Regions from separate parts of the Homo sapiens genome. Here region 2 is linked to region 1. A link is an interaction called in ENCODE POLR2A ChIA-PET data of the cell type or tissue named here. Cell type or tissue: A673. All regions are shown on one strand. Each heading gives the region's core, and the rest is flanking DNA. Links, peaks and the distances in the headings are about the cores only.

Evidence for each region. Peaks named below come from ENCODE experiments on the same cell type or tissue, not always from the same donor. Only the 100,000 strongest peaks of a DNase experiment are listed, where the experiment ranks them.
Region 2: POLR2A ChIA-PET joins it to region 1 with 13 read pairs; 10 of 35 experiments call an interaction of 5 or more read pairs at or near these places.

The regions. Positions count from the first base shown.
Region 1 is chr2:65,216,031-65,225,338 of GRCh38, reverse strand. The region is part of intron 1 of LOC124907779 (a long non-coding RNA gene); the gene reads left to right. Among named protein-coding and RNA genes, the nearest start is that of ACTR2, 7.1 kb to the left of the region's middle. In A673, for the core only: no CTCF peak of the experiment used is centred there; no DNase peak of the experiment used is centred there.
Region 2 is chr2:65,353,891-65,363,198 of GRCh38, reverse strand. The region is part of intron 1 of SPRED2 (sprouty related EVH1 domain containing 2); the gene reads left to right. Among named protein-coding and RNA genes, the nearest start is that of SPRED2, 74 kb to the left of the region's middle. RefSeq lists enhancers at 4,990-5,139, 5,172-5,673. In A673, for the core only: no CTCF peak of the experiment used is centred there; DNase peaks (open chromatin) are centred at 1,358 and 3,608; H3K27ac peaks cover 1,145 bases.

The DNA of each region.
Region 1 (9,308 bases), core at 684-8,683:
AAACAAAAAATCTAGACTGGGACAATGGCTCACATCTGTAATCCCAGCACTTTGGGAGACCAAGGTGGGTGGATCGCTTGAGCTCAGGAGTTCAAGACCAGCCTAGGCCAGATGGTGAAACCCCATCTCTACAAAAAATACAAAAATTAGCTGTGCATATAGTCCCAGCTACTTGGGAGGCAGAGGTGGGAAGATGGTTTGAGCCCAGGAGGCAGAATTTGCAGTGAGCTGAGATTGCGCTACTACGCTACAGCCTGGGTGACAGCCAGACCCTATCTAAAAAAAAAAAAAAAAAAAAAAGAAGAAGAAAACAAAAACAAAAAATCTTGGTCTGTCTTAGGCAACAAGCAATTAAAAAAAAAGTAGAAAATAAAGCAAAAGGGCCGGGCGCAGTGGCTCACGCCTGTAATTCCAGCACTTTGGGAGACTGAGGCGAGTGGATCACCTGAGGTCAGGAGTTTGAGACCAGCCTCGCCAACATGGTGAAACCCCATCTCTACTAAATACAAAAATTAGCTGGGCGTGGTGGCGGGCACCTGCAATCCCAGCTACTTGGGAGGCTGAGGCAGGAGAATTGCTTAAATCCAGGAGGCAAAGGTTGCAGTGAGCCAAAATCATGCCACTGCACTCCAGCCTGGGCAACAGAGCATAACTCCATCTCAAAAAAAAAAAAAAAAAAGAAAAAGAAAAAGAAAAGCCATGAACTAGAAGAAAATATTTGAATAGATATTTTACCAAAGAAGATTTATGAATGGCAAATAAGTACATAAAAAGATATTCATCATCATTAATCATTAGAGAAATGCACATTGAAAGCATAATAAGATAACACTTAATACCCACTAGAATGGCTATAATCAGAAAAATAGAAAACAAGTTTTGGCGGGGCTAGGTGGCTCACACCTGTAATCCCAACACTTTGGGAAGCCAAGGCGAGTGGCTCACTTCAGGTCAGGAGTTTGAGACCAGCCTGACCCAACATGGTGAAACCCCGTCTCTACTAAAAAATACAAAAATTAGCCGGGCGTGGTGGCAGGTGCCTGTAATCCCTGCTACTTGGGAGGCTCAGGCAGGAGAATCGCTTAAACCTGGGAGGCAGAGATTGCAGTGAGCGGAGATCGTGCCACTGCACTCCAGCCTGGGTGACAGCGAGACTCCGTCTCAAAAACAAACAAAACAAAATAAAACAAAAAAAAATGGAAAACAAGTTTGGCAAGAATGTGGAGAAACAAACACTCCTACATTCCTGGTGAGAATGTAAAATGGTACAGGCACTTTGGAAAGCAGTTTGACAGTTTTTTAAAAAATTAAGCATAAATTGCCATATAACCCAGCAATTTCACGCCTAGGTATATACCTAAAAGAAATGAAAACATATGTCCATGGACTCATACCTACATGTCCATTGCAGAATTACTCATAATAGGCAAAAAGTGGAAACTATTCAAATGTCTTATCAGTTTGTGAATGAGTAAACAATATGTAGTACAGCCATACAATAGAATATTTGGTGATAAAAATAAACCAATACATGCTGTAACATGGATGAAAGTAAAAAAACACTATAGCAGATAAAAAGACTGTGATTTCATAGGAAAATCACAAATATAGAAAAAGCAAGATTATAGATACAGAAAGCAGGTTAGTGATTGCTGGGGCTGAAACTGGAAGCCAGGTTTGGCTGCAGATGGGCATGGGACAACTTTACGGATTGATGGAATACTAAAACTAGATTTTGGTAATGGTTACACAACCATAAAAATTTACTAAAAATAAACTGCACACTTGTAATAGGTAAATTTTGAGATGTGTAAATTTCATGTTGTAACTCCAATAAGGCTTTAAAAAATTTAAGTTACCTGCCCAAATGTACCTATCATGTAGCAGAAGCAGGATTAGACACAGGTGTGCCTGTCCTCAAAGCCTGAGCTCTGTTTACCCAGAGTTTTGGAAACTCCAGATCTATCATGAAAACCTAAGTCATTCTTAACCCGAGTCATCCTACTCAGGAATGACTTTTTTATTATAATTTTATTGTTTTTTATTTTATTGTATTTAAAAGAAATAGAGATTGTGGCTGGGCACGGTGGCTCATGCCTGCAATGCCAGCACTTGGGGAGGCCAAGGCAGGTGGATCAGTGGAGGCCAGAAATTCAATACCAGTCTAGCCAACATGGTGAAACCCCATCTCTATTAAAAATACAAAAATTAGCTGATTGGCCTGGGAGGCAGAGGTTGTAGTGAGCTGAAATCACCCCACAGCACTCCAGCCTGGGTGACAGAGTGAGACCCTGTCTCAAAAAAAAAAAAAAAAAAAGGAAAGAAAAAGAAAGAGGGAGAGCAAGAAAGAAAGAGAGAGAGAGAAAGAAAGAAAAGAAAAAAAAAGGAAAGAGGGAGGGGGAGAGAGAGAGAAAGAGAGAGGGAGAGAGAGAGAGAGATTGGGTCTCGCTATGTTAACCAGGTTGGTCCCCAACTCCTGGCCTCAAGTGATCCTCATCTCATTGGGATCCTCCCTCCCAATCCCAACGTGTTAGGATTACAGGTGTAAGCCACTGCACCTGGCCTAGGAAGGACTTTTTGGGAGGGATTCTATCATCTCACTTGGATCTGGGAATACAGGTATGAGCCACCATGCCCAGCCTGAGAACAATACAATTATTCTTTTCTAGCTATTTTGAAATATATGATAAAATATTGTCAACTATAATTTCCCTATTGTATTTTCAAATACTAGAACTTCTATCTAACTGTATTTTTTTGACAATTAACTAATTTCTCTTTGTCTTCGCCCTCCCCAGTTTCCCTTCCCAGACTCTGATAACGACCATTCTATTCTCTATCTCCATGGTATCTACTATTTTACCTCCCATATGTAAGTGAGAATATGTAATATTTGTCTTTCTGTCCCTGGATCATTTCACTTAGCATAATGTCCTCCAGCTCCATCTATGTTGTTGCACATGACAGGATCTCATTCTTCTTTATGGCTGAATAGTACTCGATTGTGTATGTGTACTGCATTTTCTTTATCCATTCATCCATTGATGGACACTTAGGTTGATTCCCTATCTTGGCTATTGTGAATAGTGCCGCAGTAAACATGAGAGTGCAGATATCTCTCCAATATACTGATTCCTTTCTAGGGATGTATACCTCGCAGTGGGGATTGCTGGATCATATGGTAGTTCTACTGATAAACACACTTAAAACAATTTCAATACCTGCCAGGTGCGATGGCTCATGCCTGTAATCCCAGCACTTTGGGAGGCCAAGGCAGGTGGGTCACCTGAGGTCAGGAGTACGAGACCAGCCTGGTCAACATGGTGAAACTCTATCTCTGCTAAAAATACAAAAATTAGCTTGGTGTGGTGGCACGTGCCTGTAATCCTAGCTACTCCAGAGGCTGAGGCAGGAGAATCGCTTGAACCAGGAGACAGATGTTGTAGTGAGCTGAGATGGTGCCACTGCACTCCAGTCTGGGTGACAGAGTGAGACTCTGTCTCCAAAAAAAAAAGAGATAATAAAACAATTACAATGCCTTTATTATAACTAACAAAATTTACAGTAATTTCTTATTGGCTAATAGCCCATATCCAGTTTTTCCTAATTGTCTCAAAAATGTTCTAAACAATGTCCAAAAATTACATTTGTTTGATATGTCTATTTTATTTTATCTTATTTTATTTTATTTTTGAGATAGAGTCTTGCTCTGTCACCCAGGCTGGAGTGCAGTGGCGCTATCTCGGCTCACTACAATCTCCACCTCGCAGGTTCAAGCAATTCTGCTGCGTCAGCCTCCTCAATAGCTGAGAGTACAGGCGCATGCCACCACACTCAGCTAATTTCTGTAGTTTTAGTAGAAATGGGTTTTCACCACATTGGCCAGGCTCTTGACCTCAGGTGATCCACCCGCCTTGGCCTCCCAAAGTGCTGGGATTATAGGCATGAGCCACTGCTCCCAGCCGATATGTCTATTTTAGTTTACAAAATGGTGCGGCCACTTTGGAAAGCAGTCTTGCAGTTCCCCAAAAGGTTTAATATAGAGTTACCATATGACTCAGTAATTTTACTCCTAGGTATACACCCAAGATAAATGAAAAAAGTTTTTTTTAAATCATATTCTAAACAAGATTCACAAATTGCATTTGCTTGATATTTGTATTTTAGTTTATAACACTTTCTTCTCTCTCTCTCTGTCTCTTCCTGAGACAGGGTCTCTCTCTGTTGCTTAGGCAGGAGTGCAGTGGCATGATCATAACTCACTGTAACGTTGAACTAGACTCAAGCAATCCTCCCGCCTCAGCCTCCTGAATACTAGGACTACCGGCATGTACCACCATACCCAGCTAATCTTTAAAAATTATTTTGGAGAGATGGTGTCTTGCTGTGTTGCCCAGGCTGGTCTTAACTCCTGGCCTCAAGTGATCTCCCCACTCAGCCTCCCAAAATGTTGGGATTACAAGCATGAGCCACCACACCTAGCCCCTCTCTTTTTTTATGCCTTTTTTTTTGTCTGAAGCCTGGGTCATTTGGCCTGTAGGATTTCTCATGTTCTGGATTTGGCTGACTGTTCCCATAGTGTATTGTTCTTGTTCCTCTAACCTCCATATTTTTTATAAACTAGTAGTTAGATCTAGAAACTTGATTAGGTTTAGGTTCAGTTATTTTGGCAAGATTATTCATAGGCAGCAGCATGTACTTCTCATTGCATCACATTTGGAGGAATGTGATGTCTGGGTGTCCCACATTTAGTGATGTTAAAATTATTCAGTGGGTTCTGGTGTTATCACATGATCTATCACAGAGTTCCCACTGAACCTGTCACCTAATAGTTTTAGCAGCCATTAATAATTGCTGCCTTATTGGACCAGGTAACATGACTAAGTGCAGTTTGCCTAACTCATAACTTTTTATTTCCAAAAACTTATAGGTTTTGACCTTATTAGCCATTCCAGTTGCTTTCAAATAGAAGAATTATAGTTTTGAAGCTAGTTGATGATTTTTTAAAATAAAAAAAACTCTTAGGCACTTCTTGTGTACAATATAAACTATAATTTTAGTAGACATTTTAGTTGTGATATTCGTTATTCTTTTTCTTATTTTTTTTTTTTTTTTTTTTTTTGAGATGGAGTCTTGCCCTGTTACCCAGGCTGGAGCGCAGTGGCATCATCTCGGCTCACTGCAATCTCCATCTCCTGGGTTCAAGCGATTCTCCTGCCTCAGCCTCCTGAGTAGCTAGGATTACAGGCATGTGCTACCATGCCCAGCTAATTTTTTGTATTTTTAGTAAAGATGGGTTTCACCATGTTAGCTAGGCTGGTCTCGATCTCCTGACCTCGTGATCCACCCACCTCAGTCTCCCAAAGTGCTGGGATTACAGGCATGAGCCACTACGCCCAGCCTTGTTTGTTTTTTTGTTTGTTTGTTAATGAAAGTCTCGCTCTGTCAGCCAGGCTGGAGTGAGCAGCCTGATCTCAGCTGACTACAACCTCCACCTACCAGGCTCAAGCAGTTTTCCTGCCTCAGCCTTCCAAGTAGCTGGGACTACAGGTGTGTGCCACCACATACAGCTAATTTTTGTATTTGTAGTAGAGATGGGGTTTCACCATGTTGGCCAGGCTGGTCTCAAACTCCTGGTCTCAAGGGATCCTCCTACCTCAGCTTCCCAAAGTGCTAGGATTATAGGTGTGAGCCCTGCGCCTGGCCCCTCATTCTTTTATCTCTCTCTCACCTCACATCATCTACAGAAACTAACTCAAAATGGATCAAAGACCTAAATATAAGAGCTAAAATCATAAACATAGAAGGGATAGGTATAAATGTTTATGACTTCAGATTAGGCAATAGATTTTTAGATATAACATCAAGGGTACAACAACAAAAGAAAAAATAGATAAATTGGACTTCATCAAAATTTAAAATGTGTGCACTACAAATGACTCCATCAAGACAGTGAAAAGACAACTCACAGAAAGATAGAAAATATCAGCAAATCATATATCCTATAAGGGACGTGTATGTAGAATATACAAAGAACTTTTACAACTCAGTGAACAAAACAACCAAAAAACAAAACAAAATAGCCAGGCACAGTGGCTGGCATCTATAATCCCAGCTACTCGGGAGGCTAAGTTGGGAGCATCACTTGAGCCCAGGAGTTTGAGGCTGCAATGAGCCATTATCACACCACTGCTGTACTCCAGTCTGGGTGACAGAGTGACATCCCAACTCTAAAAATAAAAAAAAAAAACAAAGAACCAAAATTTTAAAATGGGCCAAACCATTTGAGCAGACATTTGGCCAAAGAAGATATAAAAATGGCCGATAAGTACACGAATCATTAGCCATCAGGTAAATGCAAATCAAAATAGCAAGATTACATTTCATACCCACTAGGTTGGCTATCATCAAAAGGACAGTAAATGTTTTTTGTGTTTTTTTTTTTTTTTTTTTTTTTTTTGAGACGGAGTCTCACTCTGTCGCCCAGGCTGGAGTGCAGTGGCGCGATGTCGGCTCACTGCAAGCTCCGCCTCCCGGATTCACGCCATCCTCCTGCCTCAGCCTCCCGAGTAGCTGGGACTACAGGCGCCCGCCACCACGCCTGGCTAATTTCTTTTTTTGTATTTTTGGTAGAGACGGAGTTTCACCATGTTAGCCAGTATGGTCTCGATCTCCTGGCCTCGTGATCCGCCCGCCTCGGCCTCCCAAAGTGCTGGGATTACAGGCGTGAGCCACCGCGCCCAGCCAAAGGACAGTAAATGTTAATGAGGGTGTGGAGAAACTGGAACCCTCATGCATTGCTGGTGGAAATGCAAAATGGTGCAGCCACTTTGGAAAGCAGTCTGGCAGTTCCCCGAAAGGTTTAACATAGATTTACCATATGACTCAATAATTTTACTCCTAGGTATATACCCAAGGGAAATGAAAACATGTGTCCATACGAAAACTTGCACACAAAGATTCATAGCAACATTAATCATAATACCCAAAAAGTGGAAACAACCCAAATGTCCATTACCTGGTGCGGGGATAAAATGTGGTGCTCATATATCCATATAATAGACTATCTTTGGCCATAAAAGGGAATGAAATACTGATACATGCCACAGCATGGATGAACCTCCAAAACAACATGTGCTGAGGGAAAGAAGCTGGTTGCAAGAGGCCACATATTGTATGATTCAATTTTATATTAAGTTTCCAGAATAGGCAAATCTATAAAGACAGAAAATAGACTAGTGGTTGCTTGAACTGGGTGGGAGGTGGGGGAGCAGGTGGCAGAGAAATGGGGAGTGACTGCTAACAGGTATGAAATTTCATTTTGTGATAATGAAAATGTTCTAAAATTGATTGTGGTGATGGTTGCACAAATTTACCATTGAATTATACACTTCAAATGAGTGAATTATATGATATGTTGATTGTATCTCAATAAAGCTATTAATGTTATTTCAGGAAAAGAAATTTGGGGATGAAAGTTAAAGCACTTCATTCAGGGATACGCTGCTCCGCTGTTAGGACTAGAACTTGATTGATTGATTTTGTCAGTACTTTTTCCAATCCAAAAGTTATCTTTCATATCAAATACTCTGATTTTGTGACTGAACTAACTCCAAATCCTAAATGCTGAGTCTTGCTTCACCAAATAAAGCTGAGATTTTTAGAGAGAAAAAAATATTCTCTTTAAGCCAGTTGAAGTGATGATCCAACTCTGACAAGGACAGTCACAGAGGCCTTTTTAGTGGTGGCACAATATAGAGGCTAAGAGCTAAGAATCCAGCATCATATCGAAGACTTGAATTTAAAACCTGGACCCCCTACTTCTTAGCTCTCTCCTTGAGGAAATTGCTTAATCTCTTACATGGATTGTCTCATTTGATACTCCCATTGGTCCTGAAATGCAGATATTACTATTCCCCTCCGGTTTTTTTGTTTGTTCGTTTGTGTTTTTTTATTTATTTTTTTAAACAAATGAGAAAACTAAAGCTCAGCAAATTTAAGTAACTGGTCAAGTTCACACTTCCATAAACAGTAAAACTGCTGTTCATAGCTTTGTCTACTTACCTCCAAAACTATGCATCCTAATCAATTATAAACCATAATCATCCCAATTTATCAATTTAGAATGGAAGACATTCCATTTATTTATTTATTTATTTATTTATTTCAGACAGTCTGGCTCTGTCACCCAGGCTGGAGTGCAGTGGTGAAATCTCGGCTCACTGCAACCTCTGCCTCCTAGGCTGAGACAATCCTTCCACTTCAGCCAGTAGCTGGGACTACAGGCAGGCACCACCAAGGCCCAGCTAATTTTTGTTTGTTTTTTTGTTTTGTTTTTTGTTGTTGTAGATACAGGGTTTCACCATGTTGGCCAGGCTGGTCTTGAACTCCTAAGTTCAAGCAATCCTCCGTCCTCGGCCTCCCAAAGTGCTGGGATTACAGATGTGAGCCACCACGCCTGGCCCATACCTTTTATTAACCAACAGATGTGAGCCATCTCTTCAGAAGCCTCATTTTCTGGTTTTAAAACGCTTGAAAGTTGAATTCGTAATCAGAAAATTGATAGGCAAGTGTGGTATCTGAACAGAGAGGCTGGAACTATTCCATGCAGATAGAGAGAGAATCTCCCTCCCTTCCTAACACCAGTAGGGTTCTGACCCAACCAGATGTTATTAGTCAACAAATATGTACAGAACACCCACGGTATGCCAGGCTCCATTCTAGGACCTGGGCATGGTTTTTGCCTTTATGAAGCTTACATTCTTGTTGGGAGAGACATATTGAACAAGCAAACTTAAAAAATGTGATAAATTCAGATAATGAGAAGTGCTATAAGGAAAAATAATTAAAAGTGACTTAGAATGGGGAACACCGCTCTAAGGAGGTAGCACACAACCTGAACCTTTTATCATTGTTAGATTCAGCTGTGAGCGACAGAAGACCCTGGTAACAGTGTCTTAGAACATCGATGTTTATTTCTCTGCCACCTAAATGAAGTTGGTAGGTAAACATTCTAGGGCCGAATGACACTCCACAGCAACAGGGATCTGGCCTCCTGTCCTTATGGCTTTGCCATCTTCATCATACAGCTTCTGCTTCATAGTATATAATGGTTGTTTTTGCTACCCTTATCATTTTTACATCTCAGCCAGTAAGAAAGAGGAAGGGGTGGGGTTTGGGACATGGAGATGATGAAGTGCAAGCTTCTTCCTTTTAGGGACTGTTTCTGGAAGCTCCATATTTTATAGTGTTTCTAGTTCCATCTCACTAGCTAGAACTTCGCTAGTCCTATTTACCTGTCAGAGAGG
Region 2 (9,308 bases), core at 561-8,560, 140 kb before region 1:
GGCACAATCTCGGCTCACTGCAACCTACGCCTCCCAAGTTCAAGTGATTCTCCTGCCTCAGCCTCCGAGTAGCTGGGATTACAGGCATGTGCCACCACACCCAGCTAATTTTATATTTTTAGTAGAGACAGGTTTTCTCCACTTTGGTCAGACTGGTCTCAAACCTTTCAAAAAAAAAAAAAAAAAAAAAAAACAAAACATGATGACCATAGAGAAAGCAAGTGCTGCAGAAGCAGGCTGGCCTGCTCGCCCGCCTCGGCCTCCCAAAGTGCTGGGTTTACAGGCATGAGCCACCGTGCCCAGCCGTTTTTTTCTTTTCTTTTCTTTTCTTTTTTTTTTTGAAATGGAGTTTCACTCTTGTTGCCCAGGCTGGAGTGCAATGGCATGATCTTGGCTCACTGCAACCTTCACCTCCCTGGTTCAAGCGATTCTCCTGCCTCAGCCTCCCAAGTAGCTAGGATTACAGACATGCACCACCACGCCTGGCTAATTTTGTATTTTTGGTAGAGATGGAGTTTCACCATGATGGCCAGGCTGGTCTCGAACCCCTGACCTCAGGTTATCCACCCACCTTGGCCTCCCAACCCAGTTGGATTCTTATTTGCCAAGGTTTCTTCATAACAGGTGACGGCCGGGCGCAGTGGCTTACGCCTGTAATCCCAACACTTTGGGAGGCTGAGGTGGGTGGATCACCAGGTCAGGAGATCGAGACCATCCTGGCTAACACAGTGAAATCCCATCTCTACTAAAAATACAAAACAATTAGCTGGGCGTGGTGTCGGGCGCCTGTAGTTGCAGCTACTGGGGAGGCTGAGGCAGGAGAATGGCGTGAACCCGGGAGGCGGAGCTTGCAGTGAGCCCAGATCGCGCCACTGCACTCCAGCCTGGGCGACAGAGTGAGACTCCATCTCAAAAAAAACAAAAACAAAAAAAAACAGATGATGACCATAGAGAAAGCAAGTGCTGCAGAAGCAGGCTGGCACTTCAGCCCTCTTAGAGCTTTTGGCTTGGGATGAGAGTGATACCTTCTTTGCTGCACATCTGAGAGCAGCTCAGACAGTTAGCTGCATCATCTTCATAGAGTTCAGTGTATAAGAACTACAGCAAGATTACTATCTCTTTCTTGATTTCAATCGAAGAGATGACTTCATTCATTCATTTGTAAAGATTCTTCAGATTGGAGATGTCCAAGCTAGATTTGGCTTTTTTTGTTGTTGTTGTTTTCTTTTAAACACATGTTCCCTGTACCCATCCAGTGGAGGAGATGGGTTGCCTGTTGTTGCCCTGGCCCTGTGGGGCTCTGCTGTTTGACTGGGCCTCTTGAATTCCATTAAATGAAGCACAGACAGCATGTGTCATAAAGGCTGCTTGGGAGGGGTGAAGAGCAAAATTAGTGTCTGTGGGTGGGCATGTGTTCTCATCACGTCGCCAGAGAACTGCAATGTGCAAAATCTGGCTGGAACCTGTTCCAAAGAAAAATAAAACAGCCCCTTTTTCCCTGCTTTGAGTAATATTAAAAAACATCGCTTAACCCCCATGTAGAAGAAATGGAACTGTCAGGAAATTCTTGTGATTATGTGTGTGTGTTTAATAATCTGTGTGTTTAATCTTTACAACTGAGGTTAGAATACAAGAGATGAAAAGGGACTAATCATGAAAAATATTTTGGTGTATTCTGTTGCTGGTGTTGTAGACATTGTAAGTGTTCTTTCTATTAAAGTAGAACTGCCTAAGGATTAGAGGAATTTGTCAGAGCTAACAATTCAGGGAAAATCTATTTTGTTTAACTTTCTTCTGTTCTTCTTTGAAATGATTTTGTAAGAAAAGCCATTTTTGTCTCAGTAAAACCAGTACCAAAGGAAATGTTTGTGTTTTTCTTATATATGATTCACCTGGTACCCCAAGGAACAAAGCAAAGCCAACATTTACACTTACATTTGAAGCATAAGATCTTCCTTTTATAGTTTTCTTGAGAAGGTCTTGCATATTTATTAATTGCTCCTCATAGTATAGAAGAATGCTTTTTAAGGGAGGGTTGTGATGTATGTAGTTTGCATAATGGGGACATATGTTACTTTTGTAATTAGGGGAAAGTTAACTTTTTAAATAGTGTTAATGTTTACTCCTTTTTTCTTTTAAAAGAATTTTTTAATAAAAATAGAGATGAGGTCCCACATTGTTGCACAGGCTGGTCTCAAACTCCTGGGCTTAAGCAATCCTCCTGCTTTGGCCTCCCAAAGTGAATGTTTACTTCTTAAGGACTGCAGAAATGCTCCTAAGCTAAACCCAACATTTCTAAATTTGGGGTTCTTTACCTATTTCAAGTAGCCTCTCTTTGTTTCACAGTTTATCTTTTTTTATTGTGGTAAAAAACACATAACATAGCGTATATCATCTTAACCATTTGTAAGTGAACAGTACAGTAGTGTTAACTATATCCAAGTTTGTATAATAGATCTCTAGAACGTTTTCATCATCCAAAACTGAAACTCTTTCCCAATTAAACAACTCACTCCCCTCCCCAGCCCCCCGCCTCTGGCAACCACTGTTCTCCTTTTTGTTTCTAGGACTTTGACTAGTCACATTTAGATAGCTGGTGTAAGCGGAACAAATCATGCAGTATTTCTTTTTGTGACTGACGTTTCACTTAGCACAATATCCTCAAGATTCATCCATGTTATAGCATATGACAATGTTTCCTTCTTTGTTAAGGCGGAATAATTCCATTGTATGTATGGACCACAGGTGTTAAGGTTAATTCGCTATATGCGAACACACAAGAAAAAGTTAACACAAGAGCTTCCATATATGCCAGCAACTCACTGCTGGGTGTGCGGCAGTTTTCAGGGGATGGCATATCCAGGATGCTTTCAGTGACTGTGACTTTCCTGGAGAATGAAACTGTGTGAAGTTAGTCCTGAGAAGTGGCTGAAGCACACCAGTGAGTGAAATGAGCAGAGAGTTGTTCCTTTTGACCAACATTAAGTCGAGGGCCCTTCCACCTGTCAGTAAAGCTCTCTGGTGGAAGAAGTTGGCAGTAGCCACTTGGTTGTCCTGTCTTGAGCAGTGGTCTTTTGGTCTTTGTTTTTTTTTTTTTTGTTTTTTTTTTGTTTTTTTTTGTTTTTTTTTTTTTTGAGATGGAGTCTCGCTCTGTCGCCCAGGTTGGAGTGCAGTGACGCGACCTTGGCTCACTGCAACCTCCGCCTCCGGGGTTCTAGCGATTCTCCTGCCCCAGGCTCCCGAGTAGCTGGGACTACAGGCACACAGAACCACACCAGGCTGAGTTTTGTACTTTTAGTAGAGACGGAGTTTCACCATGTTTGCCAGGCTGGTCTTAAACTCCTGACCTCAGGTAATCCACCCTCCTTGGCCTCCCAAAGTGCTGGGATTACAGGCATGAGCCACCGCACCTGGCCCAATTTTTTGCATTTTTGGTAGAGACGGGGCTTCACCGTGTTAGGCAGGATGGTCTGGATCTCCTGACCTCATGATCCACCCGCCTCAGCCTCCCACAGTGCTGGGATTACAAGCGTGAGTCACTGCGCCCAGCCAGCAGTGGTCTTTAACCACCACAGACTGCATGACTTAAAGCTTGGTTGGGCTCCCTGCTGCAAACATGTTGGTGATGGCCAGGAAAGCCCAACTTCAGCAGCTTAGCCACGCAGGGTTTCAGTTATCTGTGAAAATCATGAGTCTTGAAAAAAAATGCCTTCTAGTGCCTCCACAAGCTAGTTGGCTTTGGGAGGTGGAGATAGCTCTAGTATTTCCTGGAGTTCTTTCTGAATCAAGTACTTCAAACTACACTACTCCCTTATAAATGAAAAAATATTTTAAGACTAACGTGTTAAAACTGAGGAAGCTTGGTAGCTAGTTGGCCTTTACATTATCCTTGCTGCCTAGTTCTTTTATGTCAGGAAAGTAACATGGGAAATATGTGTACTGAGTGGATGGCTCTGTCTTGTTATAACTCGGAAGGAAATTGCGCTTGTAGGACAAATCCTGTCCCTCTGTGTAGTCAACTAGTCAAGAATCCATTGCATCATGACTATATCCTATGAGCCTGACACTTGACTTAATTGCTCACCAACAGTCATTGTGACCCTAAAAGGAAAGAATTTCCCCAGTAACACTTAAGTTGGGATTTGTAAAATAACATCAGTACGGATCCTTTTAGAGCCATTCAAGATTCAGTGGTGCCACATTCTGAGGATCCCCAAAATGAAGCCTAAATCAGAAGTTTAAGAAGAATTCCTCCTCCTTACCTTTTCTCCCTCACCCCACCCCCAGATAGGAAAGCCCTTGGCCAAAACCCAGCAAGAGCTGAGAGGAACTGGCCTTTCTGGCAGTGGGGAAAGAGGCTTCTTGTCAAGGAGACTGTCAGTAAGCAGTTGAAACATTTGGGAATATTTTTCCACGTTGATTGGGCTTTCGTGGGCTGGATTGGGAACCCAGTTGCCCACCATTTTATGTTTTTTCTGTAGGGAAGATACATTCCAATTTCAAACAACTGACTTACGTTTGGACCAGAAATTATTTGTCACATTGAAGCAACTTAAACCTAAGTTGCAACTTGATGTGCACTGAGCTGCTTTAGCAGAGGTCTATAAGAAATGTCTTTCCCTATTTTTAAGCTAAATAATTGCTTTGTTACCTTTTCCTAACATTTTCTCCTTTTCACTCTGAATGTAGTAAAGATTGGGGCTGGGGAGTTCATGTTGAGTCAACTGATAAGGCAGATAGAATCAACTGTTTGGGAGAAAAAGGGTAGATCTCTCTTCTCTTCTTGGCCTGCATTTGTTCCATAAATATGTCATGGGGTTTTTCTTCCATGTGGCTAAAGAGAATCTCACATTTGTGGATGCGTAAACCCAGCTAGATGACCAGGTTGTACCTTTTATTTTCCCCCAGAGGATCTTATTAAACTTATTAAAACTCAATTTTCATCATTTTCTTGCTTTTTCAAAATACTTGGATAAACCAGTTTCACTCCTGGAAACTTCATAATTGTGTCATAACACTGGCACTGAGAGAACATATCTGTTAGTCTGTCATGGTTTCAGGTCTTTGTGGTTTCAAGTTTTTTCTCTACTCAAAGTATACTCTCAGTTGCATTTTACTGCTGAAAGTTTTCTGATCTGCTTTTGTAGGGTATTTTAGTGGCTTAAGTTTGCTAAGCCCTCTGCCACAACTACAGGACTTTAAGGCCATTTTTTTAAAACACAAAGCATGAAAAGGGATCAAAGTTGAAAGGGTCTCAAAAGTCATTTGTGGTCTCTACCCCTCATTTTACACATAAGGAAACTGAAGCTCAGTAATAAGAGTTTGGGGTGCCTCACCCGGTTGTGAGAAGATGTGTAATGGAGGTTAGGTCAGGTTAGGTCACCTGTCCTGACTTACGGCACTCATTACAACAGATCCAAAAAGGAATTACCTCTATTGGTGTGAAACTTCAGCAGGATGAGTAGGATCACCCTCTAGCTCTGTGATTTTTTCATGTAGCTGTGTTGCCAGTGTTACCTCTTCATTTCTCCTTAGAATTCCTTTCACAATCAGTTGCCTATCCAGTAAATTTCAAGGGACCAAGATAAGGAATAACTTATCCTCCAGAGCACCTAACTTGAATATGCGCACTTCTGCCACCACACGAGGTCCTTTCAAAAGTGTGATCGGGGGTTGTCACAGAGACTGATCTTAGTCCTTTATCTGTCCCTAATGTCAGTGACCTTGAACAAGTCCCTTCTGCAGTCTGGATTTTAATTTTTCCACGTGAGAGAGGAGTCTAGCATAGACGGTTTCCACAGTTCTTTGTATGAATAGCTTAAGAGGTGGAACTAATGTGAAGACCTGAACTCTGCCTTCGGGCTGACCTCTATACCACTCTCCAGGAGGGAAGTGAAGCCGTCCAGCATGCTTCAGGGAGAACAGGTGCCTTGACTGTGTGTTGTTTGTTTATCTGTGTGTTTAGCTCTCCATCTCTAATGAGGGAGGTGGCAGAATCCTAGAAAAAAAGGAACTAAATGCATTAGTAATTCTTGCCATCTGAGAGGGCATCCATTTCTAGTGGACCTGTGGGAATATAAACAGGCTCTTAAAAATCCTGTCAGCTTATTGCTAGCATGATCTGCTGATTTTCCTCCCTCCTCTATAGGTTAAATTATCACCTTCTTTTGTTTGAGAGCAGGTTTTTTGTTTTGTTTTGTGTTTTGAGACAGAGACTCATTCTGTTGCCCAGGCTGGAGTGCAGTAGCGTGATCTTAGCTCACTTCTAACTCCGCTTCTCGGGTTCAAGCGATTCTCCTGCCTCAGCCTCCCAAGTAGCTGGGATTACAGGTGCCCGCCATCACACCCAGCTAATTTTTGTATTTTTTTAGTAGAGACGGGGTTTCACCATGTTGGCCAGGTTGGTCTGGAACTCCTGACCTCAGGTGATCTGCCCACTTCAACCTCCCAAAATGCTGGGATAACAGGCATGAACCACCGCGCCCGGCCAGAGAACAGGTCTTATTAAGGGCTGGCTTGTAAAGGATTTTGTAGGTTTAGAATTTGGTATTAACATAGTTTGGTAGAGTCATTTCCTGACCTTCTTATTAGGTTTTCTTTGGGGTAGAGGGCAGGTGGTAGATAGCAGGTACACACACACAAAAAAAAAAAAAAAAAAAAAAGAGGGAACTGGGGAACTGCACTCTAAATAGCAGAAAGAAAAGTAATCAGATTCTGTTTAGTACCATTATCAGCATCTTGTAGATTTAGTGTTGATTTCCATTTAGAAATCAACCATAACACTACAAATCTCTCACTCTCCCAATATTTATGATTTTCAGGTGTTCAGAAAAGTTGAAAGAAGTGTATGCTCAACATCCATATGCCTACCACCTCAAGTCTGCAATTAGCATTTTGCTATTATTGTTTTATCATACACATATCTATCCATCTATCTCCATCCATGATTCCATGTTTTTTTAAATGCATTTCAAAGTAGGTTGCAAATATCATGGCATTTCTTCCTAGACATTTCAACGGGTGGGTTATTACATACTCCCTTCCTTTGTTTTCTCCAATAATGTGAAAGAAAGCAAAAATATTCTGAGAAAGTCAGGCATAGGAGTTCAAGGGCTGCAATTTAAAGCCCTAAATTGGAGATTATTAACTTTAAACAACTCCTCTTTGCCATTTGTTTTTTGAAGTACCAATTTTTCTATTACATGTACACTTTAATGTGGTGAGAGTTAATTTTGTTTAGTAATCTGACATTTCCATTAGCTGGCCTTTGGGGTTTAAATGTGGATCACAAATACCATTTTTGGAAGGGTGTGTAAAACAGAGGGAAAGTCAGAAAATTACTGCTTCTGGAATAAAAAGTAGAAGAAACGTTTCTTCGGGATGGGTTATTTTGTTTGCTTTAAGATGGTAATCTTTTGATCTTGATTAATTATGAACTCCAGAAGTTCAGGCTCAACTCAGTAAAGCAGACAGACAATAAAAGCAAAATCATAAACCTAGATTCAGACTTTGGCCTCTCAACTCCCAGTACTCCCTCACTGCAACCTCTGCCCCCTAGGTTCAAGCGATTCTTGAACCTCAGCCTCCTGAGTAGCTGGGTTTACAGGTGTCCACCACCATGCCCGGCTACTTTTTTGTATTTTTGATGGAGACGAGCTTTCTCCATGTTAGCCAGGCTAGTCTCAAACTCCTGACCTTGGGTGATCCACCTGCCTCGTCCCCCCAAAGTGCTAGGATTACAAACATGAGCAACCACACTTGGCCATAAATTTTATTTTTTAAAGTAGTTTACTCATGTCAGAGCCATTCGTGTTTTCGTGGTTTTTGAAAAAAACTCAGAACTACCTCTGACACATGCCTTGAATGTCAACAATCTTTCACAGTAAAATCTTCCCATAATTTCCTAAATTAATTGTAGAGCCTTCTTTAAGGTGATTTATCTGCTGCACAGATACGTGACTGATACAGAGGCCCCTAACTGGTTGACTAGGAAACCCACCAAGGATTTAAGAGGCATATGCCCAGGAGTCTCCAGTTCCCTGGTCCCCCAGGATGAGAAAATTAGGATTTCTGCTATTAGTAAGGATTAGAGCAAAGAGTTTTCAAACTTCAAGAAAAAGTTGTTCCATTCTTCGCTGATTATAATCTAATTACTAAACTACCATGCCTGTCCTGCCAGTCCCCCCAGGCCTGACCTCAGCCCTCTGCTGGGCTTTCCTTCTCCTGGGCCAGGTGCATTACTCACCTCAAGAGGTACTTGCACAAGAAGAACATATTGACAAGAGAAAATTGCCCAGGAGCCATTTTTTAAAAATCTGTCTTAGACATTACTTCTAAAATTGGCTGCCTGTGTGCTGAAGCTAAGATTTACTTCAGCGAACACTTCGTTGCCCATGTTTAAAACTGCCCCATGTTAGGGTTTTAGGTTGAACAACCTTAACCTTTATTGTGTCCCAATTACACGTGGTCTGTCATCTTGTATATATTTAGTATTCTTGTGGTTTATAAATTTGAGTACTGAATTAAAATGCTGAAAAGATTTAAAAAAAAAAACCAACAAATATAGTGGTATCCTTAAGACATTTTTGATAGATTAAATAAGTATTGATAAAATCAAAAAGTTTCTATTAAGATTTTTTTTTTTTTCATGAGAGCACTGTAGATAGAATCTAGCCAAATCACTCTTTTCCTGTGCAGGATTTATACGTGTTCAAGCTACAGGAGATAAACACTTAGAGGTGAAATTTAAAATTGCGTTTAAACACAGTACAATGCAGTGAGTCTAATGTAACTTTGTCAACCTTGCTGAAATGGAAACCAGAAAACCAGCATTTTATGAGGTAACTTCCAGTGTGCCTGGGCATTGCTAATGCCGTGGGTATCACCACCTTCTATTTACAGTCCATATAGATTTGCCGCTAAAATTGGGGCTTTCTCTGAGAAGATGATGGGGGCACTAGAAGCTCCAACTTCCATCTGCCACAGTAGGTTTTTCAAGCTTACCAGAACTGTCACTCAGGGCTCCCAGGCTCGGGGGATGTCAGAGGATCCCTAATTGCCTGCCGGTATTTTCCCAACTACTTCCTCAAAGGCTCCTAAGCCTCTGTAAAGCTTACGTGTTTAACTTCCAGCTCTGATCTTTGTTCCTTTGTGTCTTTGCTTCATTTCCTTTTTTTTGGCCCTTGTGGGTCACAGGACACAGCAGGAAAGAAAGGAGGCCAGACTGGTGCATGGCACACTGCCTTGTACCCTTGACTAAGGACAGCTGGGCAGAGCATCCATTCCACTCCCAAGGATGTCTGCAAGGC